Regions from separate parts of the Homo sapiens genome. Here region 2 is linked to region 1. A link is a contact called in ENCODE Hi-C or POLR2A ChIA-PET data. All regions are on one chromosome and are shown on one strand. The core of a region is the stretch at or near the end of the contact, and the rest is flanking DNA. Distances in the headings are between cores, read along the strand shown.

The links. A loop is a pair of places that touch in the nucleus more often than their neighbours do. ChIA-PET counts read pairs that join two places held with the same protein, here RNA polymerase II (POLR2A). Pooled maps may share reads with other maps.
Region 2: a loop to region 1 is called in a pooled map, with 2.4 times the contacts of the local background. The contact joins the promoter of GCH1 here to the promoter of ERO1A in region 1. A Hi-C loop is called at or near these places in 1 of 37 single-sample maps with no recorded cell type and 6 of 50 pooled maps. POLR2A ChIA-PET finds 5 or more read pairs at or near these places in 1 of 52 experiments (CD4-positive, alpha-beta T cell).

Annotation. Positions count from the first base shown.
Region 1 is chr14:52,692,767-52,698,413 of GRCh38, reverse strand. ERO1A (endoplasmic reticulum oxidoreductase 1 alpha) reads left to right here and starts at 2,856. Exons shown (of 16, transcript NM_014584.3): 1 at 2,856-3,046. The coding sequence starts at 2,933. RefSeq lists a silencer at 2,385-2,924 and enhancers at 3,175-3,224, 2,830-3,331.
Region 2 is chr14:54,899,258-54,905,020 of GRCh38, reverse strand. It overlaps GCH1 (GTP cyclohydrolase 1), which reads left to right and starts at 2,195. Exons shown (of 6, transcript NM_000161.3): 1 at 2,195-2,700. The coding sequence starts at 2,358. RefSeq lists silencers at 1,841-2,480, 2,891-2,940, 2,951-3,010.

The DNA.
Region 1 (5,647 bases), core at 1,607-4,106:
ATGGTGACCACAGTTAATAAGAATTGCAAAATTGCTAAAAGAATAATTTTTTAATGTTCTCATCAATGAAAAATGAAAAGTTGGTGAGGCAATGTATCTGTTAATAAGCTTTATTTAATCTTTCTACAATGTATGCATAGATCAAAACATCCCATTGTATCCTATAAATATACACAATTATTATTTGTCAATTAAATATTTTTTAAAAAGTACATACTAAGTTCCATGGATGTCTCTCCAAGTGTAGGAACTGGACCTTATACATCTTTGTATCCCAAATGTCAAGCTCAGCTTGTCACAGAGTAAGTTTACTGAATTGAAATCATTGAGAGACTGGAACTGGGTTAGGAGGAAACCAGGAAGACGACTTAAGACAGGGAGAACATGACCTGGGTCTGGCCCTAAAAAGGATAACTGGGGCCTGTATATAGGAATATGAAAAAGAGCTTTTGGCCAGGTGCGGTGGCTCACGCCTGTAATCTCAGCACTTTGGGAGTCCAAGGCAGGCGAATCACGAGGTCAGGAGGTTGAGACCATCCTGGCTAACATGGTGAAACCCTGTCTCTACTAAAAATGCAAACAACTTAGCTGGGCGTAGTGGCACGCGCCTGTAGTCCCAGCTGCTCAGGAGGCTGAGGCAGGAGAATCACTTGAACCCAGGAGCTGGATTTGCAGTGAGCCAAGATTGCGCCACTGCACTCCAGCCTGGCGACAGAGTGAGAATCTATCTCAAAAAAAAAAAAAAAAAGAAAAAGAAAAAAAAAAAAAAAAGCTTTCAGGTTAGGAGGGAGATTGTATTAATATGTACATGTGACATGTTGTAGATACTAGAATTAGAGCTTCTCAGGTCCATCAGGATCTCAGATGGGTTGTTGACTTTTACTACATGTCTACTTGGCAGTGATAGGCAGAGCTCTAGGGTTTGCAGTAAAATACATGAGTTTAAGTCATTTGAACTATTTCAACTTTTAATGTGCATGCAAGATGTCGGAAAGCTGCCAGTTTCACCTAGAAACTACCTTCTTAGGCTTGGTGAAGTGGCTCACACCTGTAATCCCAGCACTTTGGGAGGCAGAGGCAGGCAGATCACTTAAGGTCAGGAGTTCGAGACCAGCCTGGCCAACATGGTGAAACCACATGTCTACTAAAAATACAAAAGTTAGCTGGGTATGGTGGCGCAGGCCTGTAATCCCAGCTACTCGGGTAGCTGAGGCGTAAGAATCACTTAAACCCGGGAAGCGGAGGTTGCAGTGACCCGAGATTGCGCCACTGCACTCCAGCCTGGGTGAGGAAGTGAGAGTGTCTCAAAAAAAAGTCTTCTTAAAACAACAAACAAACAAACAAACAAAAAACAAAAAGTAAGGCCAGGTGCGGTGGCTCATGTCTGCAATTCTAGCACTTTGGGAGGCTGAGATGGGTGGGTCACCTGAGCTCAGAGCTAGAGACCAGCCTGGCCAACATGGCAAAACCCCTTCTCTACTGAAAATACAAAAATTAGCCGAGTGTGTGGTGGCTTACGCCTGTAATCCCAGCTACTGGGGAAGCTCAGGCAGGAGAATCTCTTGAACCTGGGAGGCAGAGATTGCAGTAAGCCAAGATGACGCCACTGCACTCCAGCCTGGGCGACAGAGCGAGACTCCGCCTCGAAAAAAAAAAAAAAAGTAATCCCAGCACTTTGGGAGGCTGAGGCGGGAGAATCGCTCTTGAGGAGTTTGAGACCAGCCTGGGCAACATGGTGAAACCTCGTTTCTACTAAAAATAAAATTAGCCAGGCGTGGTGGCGCACGCCTGTAGTTCATGCTACTCAGGAGGCTTAGGTGGGAGGATCGCTTGAGCCCAGGAGTTCGAGGTTGCAGTGAGCTGCGATCGCATCATTGCAGGCCAGCCTGGGTGACCCAGGGAGACCCTGTCTGGAAAAAAAAAAAGCGGATAGACTAGTCCCAACTCTGAATGTTAAAAGACCAGGACTGGGTATCAGAGGACCTCCAATCCTTGCTCACCTTACCTCACTTCTCTAGGCCTGTTTCTTCCTATGATATGAGCGGGTGGCTTCCACCCTCGCTGTCTAATACAGTGGGCACTAGCCAGCCACATTTGACTATGAAATGGGTCTAGTTCGCATCGAATACACACTGGATTTCAAAGACAAAAAAAGTCAAATATCTTATGAATAAATTTAATGTTGGTTATATTTTGAAATAATATTTTGCACATTCGGGGTTAAATAAAAATATTTTAAAAATAAAATGTACCTGTTATTTTTACTCTTTTGCTGTGGCTACTAAAAATATAAATGACATATGCTGCCCTGGTCTAGATGCTCTCTAATATCCCTTTCAGCTTTAAGACTCCGCCGGGAACACGGTGGACACGTAATTCGTACGATTTGATTGTCTCGCATTGAGATACGGAAGGATTGGCCGGGAGTGAGCGGGCTGGGGCTGGGCGGGGCGGCGCGGGGCGGGCACCCCCCGCCCCCCAACCCCGCAGGAAAACACAGGCCCCTCCGGCTTTCGCTCTCGCTCTGGGAACTGGAAGGACCCCCGACTCCCGCGCAGGGTCTGGGGTTGTGCGCGTCGGGTTGCGTCTCCAGGCCGGGGGCGTCAGGGAGCCGGGGGCGGGGACGGGCGCGGGCGCAGCGGACCGGGCGGGGCCGAGCCGGGAAGCTGGTCGGTGCGTCAGCCTCACGCGGCGGGAAGGAACCGGTCCGAGGCCCCGGGCTGCCGGCGCGGGCGCCGCGGCACGTCCACAGGCTGGGTCGCGAGGTGGCGATCGCTGAGAGGCAGGAGGGCCGAGGCGGGCCTGGGAGGCGGCCCGGAGGTGGGGCGCCGCTGGGGCCGGCCCGCACGGGCTTCATCTGAGGGCGCACGGCCCGCGACCGAGCGTGCGGACTGGCCTCCCAAGCGTGGGGCGACAAGCTGCCGGAGCTGCAATGGGCCGCGGCTGGGGATTCTTGTTTGGCCTCCTGGGCGCCGTGTGGCTGCTCAGCTCGGGCCACGGAGAGGAGCAGCCCCCGGAGACAGCGGCACAGAGGTGCTTCTGCCAGGTGAGCGATGTGCGCGTTGGTGCTGAGGGTCCCGGCGCCCTCCGCGGCGTGCACTGTCCCGCACGCCCTGGCGGGTGAGCGGCTGGGGGTGCGTCCTTGCATCTCTTCCCACCGGGAATGAGACTCCGGTGCTGCTGCCCGGTGGCCGGGACTGAGTCTGGCTTGGCGTGGACCGGGCCTCCACGGCAGCCTGGACGTCGCCGCGCCCTCCGGTGCCTCGGACCAGGAGAGGGGTTGGGTGCACGCGGTTGAGTGGGTTTATGCATCTTTGTTGGTCTTATCTGCCCGGGGAGAGTGTGCACAGTGTATAATGCCCTGCCAGTATTTGCTATTTTCACAGAACCTGGATCTTTCTCACTTCTCTCTTGACCAGGAACTTGTGTACCCAGTACCTGTGCTGCGTGCATTTCGCCAGCCTTTCTGGCTAAGACGTTTGTGGGCTGATCTCAGATTTCGATGTTAGGCGGAAGAATGGCTGCTTGCGGTTTTTCTGTGTGTAAGCCCAACTACCTGATGTCTTTGGGACTGCAGTTGCCCTCTGGTTTCTGGTCCTGTGTGCTCTTTTTCTCGAATGTAATGAGATTCTCTTATCGTGACACCCGTTAAGCTGGTACGAATTGGGAGGAAGGTCCTTATTCTTCAGTGCACAAGTTTAATTACAAGCGGATTATGATCATTTCCTTCTGTAAGAGATGTGGTTTCTTGAGCAAAAAATTGAGAGAAACTTACAGTTTTCCATTATCTTCAGTATCTAGTATTTCAATGTGATTACTCTTGTCAAAGCCACTTTTTGGTTGACTCTGTTGATAAAAATTACGTTTTATACAAAATTAAGGGTTAGGCATCCATGTTATTCCTAAGTGGATTTTGCTATTAATTTATTATCAGAAATACCATTTTATGTGTTTAGGGGCATGATACCATGTCAAAGGAAAGATGCATTTAAATATTATGAAAGGTTTCTCTTTCACTACTTTACATTCTTGGATTTTGTTGTTTTGCTGAGTGATTTGGGAGTTGAGGTGAGTGTTATCTAGGAAACTAAGGGAAGTTGAAAGAAAATTGCTACTTTACAACTGAGACATTGAAAAGTCCTTTACCTTCAATCATTACAAAGGACACACAATCAAGTACTTAAAAGGAAAAGGGTCATTTTTCTTCTGATTAGAAATATAACGCAACACCGAGATTAAACATTTAAAAAATAAGATAGAAATAAGTGACTTTAAAATAAAATATTCTTTACGGAAAGAAGATGTCCAATGTAACATTTTCAGCTACATTCTGGAGATTTGGATACTGGAATAAAAGTACATGTTGAACTCTTCAACTTTTACTTTTTTTTTCCTTAATAACCTTTTTGGAGTTCTGCTTAAAATAGAACTTTAAATTCTTTGCATTTATTTTCTTTTTCTTCTAACTAGTGATTAAACTTTTCCTCTTTCACAATACCCTCATATTCAAATACTTCCCTAACATAAAATTCTGTTAAACCCCTTTCTTTTTCTTTTAGAACGAGAGTGGCTATCTGTGTTTCTTTTCAGACTCAACCTTGAAAAATAGTAAATTGGGCTGGGTGTGGTGGCTCCAGCCTGTAATCCCAGCACTTTGGGAGGCTGAGGTGGGAGGATCTCTTGAGTCCAGGAGTTCAAGACCAGCACGGGCAACATAGTGAAACCCCCGTCTCTACAAAAAAAATTAAAAAAAGAAAAAAGCTGGGTGTGATGGTGTGCGCCTGTGGTCTCAGCTACTTGGGACACTGAGGTGGCAGGATGGAGTGAGCCCAGGAGTTCGAGACCAGCTTGGAGACCCGGTCTGTATTAGTCCGGGTTCTCTAGAGGGATAGAACCAATGGAATATATATATAAAGGGAGTTTATTAAGTATTAATTCACATGATCACAAGGTCCCGCAATAGGCTGTCTGCAGGCTGAGGAGCAAGGAGAGCCAGTCTGAGTTCCGAAACTGAAGAACTTGGAGTTTGGTATTTGAGGGCAGGAAGCATCCAGCATGGGAGAAAGATGTAGGCTGGAAGGCTAGGCCAGTCTCTCACGTTTTTCTGCCTGCTTATATTCTAGCCATGCTGGCAGGTGATTAGATTGTGCCTACCCAGATTAAGGGTGGGTCTGCCTTTCCCAGCCCACTGCTTCAGTGATCGAGGCTGCAGTAAGCCATGATTGCATCAGTGCACTCTAGCCTGTGTGACAAAGTGAGAGTCTGCCTCAAAATAATAATAATAATAAAAAAGTAAATTGAGGATCATATAGTTAAAAAAACAGTTTTAACAGAAATTTAGAAATTTAGAATGGTCTACTTATTTCATGATTTGAGGGAGCCTAAGCAAAAAAAAAAAAAAAAAAAAAAAAGTTGTCTATTTAAGAACAGAGACTATCAATTCCAATTCTATAAGTGAAACAATAGGGCCAGTAGTGGAAGGGATGAGGATCGGGGGAGAAGGGAGGAGAGGTGGCACTGATGAATAGACATGCAGAGAAAATTAGAGGCAAGCATATAGACAGACATACACAGAGAAACAGCATGAGAGGGAAAAGAAAAAAAATGGAGAAAGAAAAGGGGAGATAAATGGTGCAAATCATTCATT
Region 2 (5,763 bases), core at 946-3,445, 2.2 Mb before region 1:
GCAACAAAGGTGCAGGTGCCTCAGTGGCAATACGTGTAAGAAAATGTTAATTTTTAGGGTAAAAATTTCATTAGAAACTGTCTTTGTGGAATACAATATTAGTTAATCTTTACACATGTTTTTAAAGGAAGACGAAAGATTGCCACTAAAAATAAATTCGTACTGAAAGCATCTCTATCTACTCTCTCCATTTTTAAAGTACCTCACTTAGTATCTTTGTTTTCATTTGTTAAATGCAAGGTCATCCTTTGAATGTTGTCTTCAACTATGCTTGAAATAGCTTGAGACCCAGCAGATAATTCTGACCAGGAGGTATCAGCAGACAGTGGGCAGCACAGTTAGAGGAAAAAAATGTTGCAGGGCCCCACTCCCAATAAAAACCTACAATAAAAAATTTAAAAATTTTAATAAAGAGGAAAATGACAAAGAGGTTTTCCAAAGGATGTTCATATTCTCTATTTAAAAACCCCACTGGGCCGGGTACGGTGGCTCAGGCCTATAATCCTGAGCCCTGGAGTTCGAGACCAGCTTTGGCAACATGGTGAAACCTTATCTCTACCAAAAATACAAAAATTAGCCAGTCTCATAACCCGCTCTTAAATAAATAGATTAAAATTTAAAAATAAATAAATAAATAAATAAATAAATAAATAAATAACCCCACTGATATGAACATTTCTTCCATTTTGGAGTAAAGGTGCCTACAAGGCTAGGCAATGTCCATATTTCTTTCCTGAATGTTTCCAACGGGGCTGCGCCTAGAGCAGATGTATCATAAATACTAATTACTTATTATAATGACCAAGCTACATTGTTAGCATAGAATAATTCCACAGGCTTCCCTATTGGTTTGTTTGATCCTAAGCCTATTAATACCTGCTTCTATGTCAGAAAATCTACATTAGGCCAGGCATGGTGGCTCACACCTGTAATCCCAGCACTTTGGGAGGCCGAGGCAGGTGGATCACCTGAGGTCAGGAGTTCGAGACCAGCCTGGCCAACATGGCAAAACCCCACCTCTCCTAAAAATACAAAAATTTAGCCGGGCATGGTGGCAGGTGCCTGTAATCCCAGCTACTCAGGAGGCTGAGGCAGGAGAATCGTTTGAACCCAGGAGGCGGAGGATGAAGTGAGCCTCAAAAAAAAAAAAAGAAAAAAAATATTATTTTGATACATGTTTTAAAGCTCACCTTCGGCATTATGAGATAATCCCTCAAGTGAGGAAAAAGGTCCATTTATTAATCTCAAAGAAAACAGTTACAGCAGATGTCACTGGTTAAGAGTTCAGTTGGTGAATAGCATTTCACAATTTGTACCAACATCTGGGGAAAGACGCTTTGCATGGAACTGTAAAACAATTGAGCACCAAATCTGCACAACTGCGTTTCTAGAAAATGCGATGGGTTTTATAGAGATGAGGTCTTGCTATGTTTTCCAGGCTGGTCTCGAACTCTTGGCCTCAAGCGATCCTCCCGCCTCGGTCTCCCCAAGCGCCGGGAGTACAGGCGTGAGCCACCGACGGAAATGGATTTTAAGTGAAAGTCCTATCTTCGTTTGCAAATCAATTTTTCCAGGATCAAAGTTCTAGCAACCATAAATCCTATCCTTCTAGACATAGGGACCCACATAAGGGCCACTTGATGTGACACTTGCCCCGACAGCGGTGCCACCTGGCCCCTAGGTGGCAGGTGCGTTTTTAACTAAACCCAAGAGTCTGAAGTCACATTATTCTCTTGCCTTGAAAGCTTAAGAGTTGGTTCCTAATCGGTGGCTTAACTCGGTCTCTCTCCAGGCAAGGCCACCTGTTTGCTGATCTTTCACAGGGCGAGGGGACCGGAGCCCTTCAATGCAGCGCCCTCTTGGCCTGAAGAGGGGGCGACTGGGCGCCCAGACCGCGTCTTTCTCACTGAGATCCCAGCTCCTGGACGACTGCCTCTTTTCGGGTTCGGCTCATTCCGCAATAAGTGGAGGGGTCCCGCCTGATCCTAGGGGCCGGCGCCCTTTTCCTTCCCTCCCTGCGCTTGCGAACCCCTCCGGGCGTCTCCGGAGCCGCGACCCCTGCTGGGGACCCCGGGGGCGGGAGGCCGAGGGGCGCGGCGAGGGCCGTGACGCGAGGCGGGGCCGGCCAATGGGAGCGCTCCGCGGCGCAGGCTGAGCCGCCGGGCCATAAAAAGGAGGCGCGGCCGGGCTTTCCAGCCTGTGGCCGCTCCCGGCTCGGAGTGTGATCTAAGCAGGTTGCGTACCTTCCTCAGGTGACTCCGGCCACAGCCCATTGTCCGCGGCCACCGGCGGAGTTTAGCCGCAGACCTCGAAGCGCCCCGGGGTCCTTCCCGAACGGCAGCGGCTGCGGCGGGTCCATGGAGAAGGGCCCTGTGCGGGCACCGGCGGAGAAGCCGCGGGGCGCCAGGTGCAGCAATGGGTTCCCCGAGCGGGATCCGCCGCGGCCCGGGCCCAGCAGGCCGGCGGAGAAGCCCCCGCGGCCCGAGGCCAAGAGCGCGCAGCCCGCGGACGGCTGGAAGGGCGAGCGGCCCCGCAGCGAGGAGGATAACGAGCTGAACCTCCCTAACCTGGCAGCCGCCTACTCGTCCATCCTGAGCTCGCTGGGCGAGAACCCCCAGCGGCAAGGGCTGCTCAAGACGCCCTGGAGGGCGGCCTCGGCCATGCAGTTCTTCACCAAGGGCTACCAGGAGACCATCTCAGGTCAGTGCGCCCGCGGGCTGCTAGAGCGTGCGGGCGGCGGGGGCGGTGCTTGCAGGAAACGCGCGCCGGCTCCAGGAAGTTTCCGGAGTTGCCTCACTTTTGGCGCAGGAAGCCGGGCGCTGTCACCTCCGAACCCGCCCTAGCCTGCCGCCCTGCCGAGGCCCTGCGTGGGGCACAGTCGGGGCTTCCTGGGTGGCAGCGACCTCTCAGCCCCGGAACTCGCTGCAGCCGCCTTCCAGGGGCCCTTCCCGCTCCCAGCGCGCAGCCCTCCTAGAACGCCCCGGGTGGGCGTGGACGGGAGCCCGGAGCCCTCTCGCCTGAGCGCCCAGCGCGGGATTCTCGGGGTACCTGCGGTTCCAAACTTGCCCACGATAAGGATCACCTGGGCACTTGCTGCGGCGACGGCTTCCTGGGTAGTTCCTTATTGAGATCCCATTGTCAGGGTGTGTATCTGGATTGAAGCCTCGGCGCGATCCTTCCCCGAAACCTCGGGGACCTGCATTCCCACTGATTTGCCAGGGGATCGGAGTCTTAGAGTTGTGCTTTTTTTTTTGTCCACCTCAAGTTTACTCCAGTTCAGGACATTTACAAAATTCGGCACAATTTTGGGCACGGGCTTCCCCGGAGTTTGAGGTGTGAGGTTGATTGGGTGAGTTTGCTGCTGAAATCTGTTTCCTCCCCCCACCCCCAACCCCGCAAAAAGCAGTAAAGCTACTCCGGGATTCGGAGGGCTCCGTGGGTTCCAGGACTCAGTCTCATCCCCGCACCCTCCCACCCTAAAATAAAGCCGGGTTGACCCGGTGCTGTTAGCGTCTGAGGCGTGTCGGCTTTTCACCCAGAGGGTGGGGATGCAATCAGTGTGGGTAGGATGCAAGATGGGGTGATGGAGAGTGGAAAATGGGGACTTTGCTGCCTGTTGGCCAGAGAAGCAGTATTGGTCTGTGTTTAAAAAAATAAAGCTTCTGGCTTCTACAGCTGGGACCAAAGACATTATTTTCCAGTCTACACCTTCCGTGTGTCTTGGTGACATTTATTTATTTGCCCTAAGAAGCATTCTACCGTTCACTGTTTTTTGAAAGAAAAACAGTGCGCTGGAAAGGCAATCTCCCTGCCCCAGTTATTTCTCTGAAGGAGTGTAGAGCGATTCCACCAAATAGACCCTGGGAAAAAGAAAGTTATTTTTTGCCCAGTCTTCCACACCCCAAAGGAAGGGTGGGAAATCAGAATGTGAAAGAGACGGGGCCCCAAAAGGAAATGATGCTACACTCTAAAACCGGCAGTGACTTCTAGTTCTGTTTCCAAATTCACTTTTTTTTACCCCTCAATTGCAAAAGTTTGGAATCTCAGAAGAGATTTCAAAATACAAAGACTGAAAAATAAACTTTCAGTTTTCTGTGGGATCAGCTCTTTGGAGGTCTAGGGCTTTAAATTTGTGTGTGTGTGTGTGTGTGTGTGTGTGTGTGTGTGTGTGTGTGAGATATTTCACAATGTAATGAAATGTCTTCTTAAGGCCTTACTCATTTTGCCCCTTGCAGACACAGAAAGTGGTTTACTTCACAGCATCGGCCAGGCTTTGGGAATCCTCCCTTAAAGAGAATTCATAGGACAGTGTTCTGTAATCTAGCATGGATCTAATTACCCAAAGAGAGAGGAATTTCTGACCCTGAGACAGGTCACAGAATTATCTAAAGTGACTCACAGATTTACTTGAGAAATGGTTAGCTGAAATATCTCATGAGCGAAGATTCATTTAAAGAGGATTAATAACTGCAAAGAACACATCATTCCACATTAGAAAACTGTTCTGGTTGGCCGAGCTCGGTGCTCACGCCTGTAATCCCAGCACTTTGGGAGGCCGAGGTGGGCGGATCACCTGAGGTCAGGAGTTCAAGACCAGCCCGGTCAACATGGCGAAACCCCGTCTCTACTAAAGATACAAAAAAATTAGCCGGGTGTGATGGCGGGCGCCTGTAGTCCCAGCTACTCGGGAGGCTGAGGCAGGAGAATCACTTGAACCCAGGAGGAGGAGGTTGCAGTGAGCCGAGATTGCACCACTGCACTCCAGCCTGGACGACAGAGGGAGACTCTGTCTCCAGAAAAAACAAAAAAAACAAAAAAACTGTTCTGGTCAAGTTTTACTATTTAAAAAGTCCATGGGCCGGGCGCGGTGGCTCACACCTGTAATCCCAGCACTTTGGGAGGCCGAGGCGGGCGGATCACCTGAGGTCAGGAGTTCGAGACCAGCCTGGCCAACATGGGAAAACCCATTCTCTACCAAAAATACAAAAATTAGCCGGGCATGGTGTCAGGTGCCTGTAATCCCAGCTACTCAGGAAGCTGAGGTAGGAGAATCATTTGAACCCTGGAGGCGGAGGTTGCAGTGAGCCGAGATCGCACCATTACACTCCAGCCTGGGCAACAAGAACTAAACTCCATTTCAAAAAAAAAAAAAGTCCATGGATGTAGAGACACTGCAAGATTAGTAGTTGTCAGGGACTGGCGAGAAGAGGGGGATGGGTAGTGATTGTTTAATGAGTATGGAGCTTCCTTTGGAGCTTCCTTTTGGAGTCATGAAAATGTTCTGGAACTAGAGAGTGGTGATAGTTGCACAATATTGTGAATGCCACTGGATTGTAACTTCAAGATGGCTAAAAATGACCAATTTTATATATATTTTACCACAATATAAAGACAGGTTTTGTGGCGTGCCTGCAGTCCCAGCTACTAGGGAGGCTGAGGCAGGAGGATAGTTGTTGCTCAGGAGAACAGCCTGGGCAACGTGGGGAGACCCTGTTTCAGAAAAGAAAAGTCCATGGAGCGGACCATTTAAGATTATTATTATTATGTTTATTTTCATGTTTTTGAGACAGGGTTTGGCTCTGCTGCCTAGGCTGGAGTGCAGTGGCGCAATCTCGGCTCACTGCAGTCTCACTCTGCTGGACTCAAGTGATCCCACCTCAGCCTCCTGAATAGCTGGAACTACAGGCTTGTGCCACCATGCCCTGCTAATTTTTGTATTTTTGATAGAGACGGGTTTTTGCCATGTTGCCCGGGCTGGTCTTG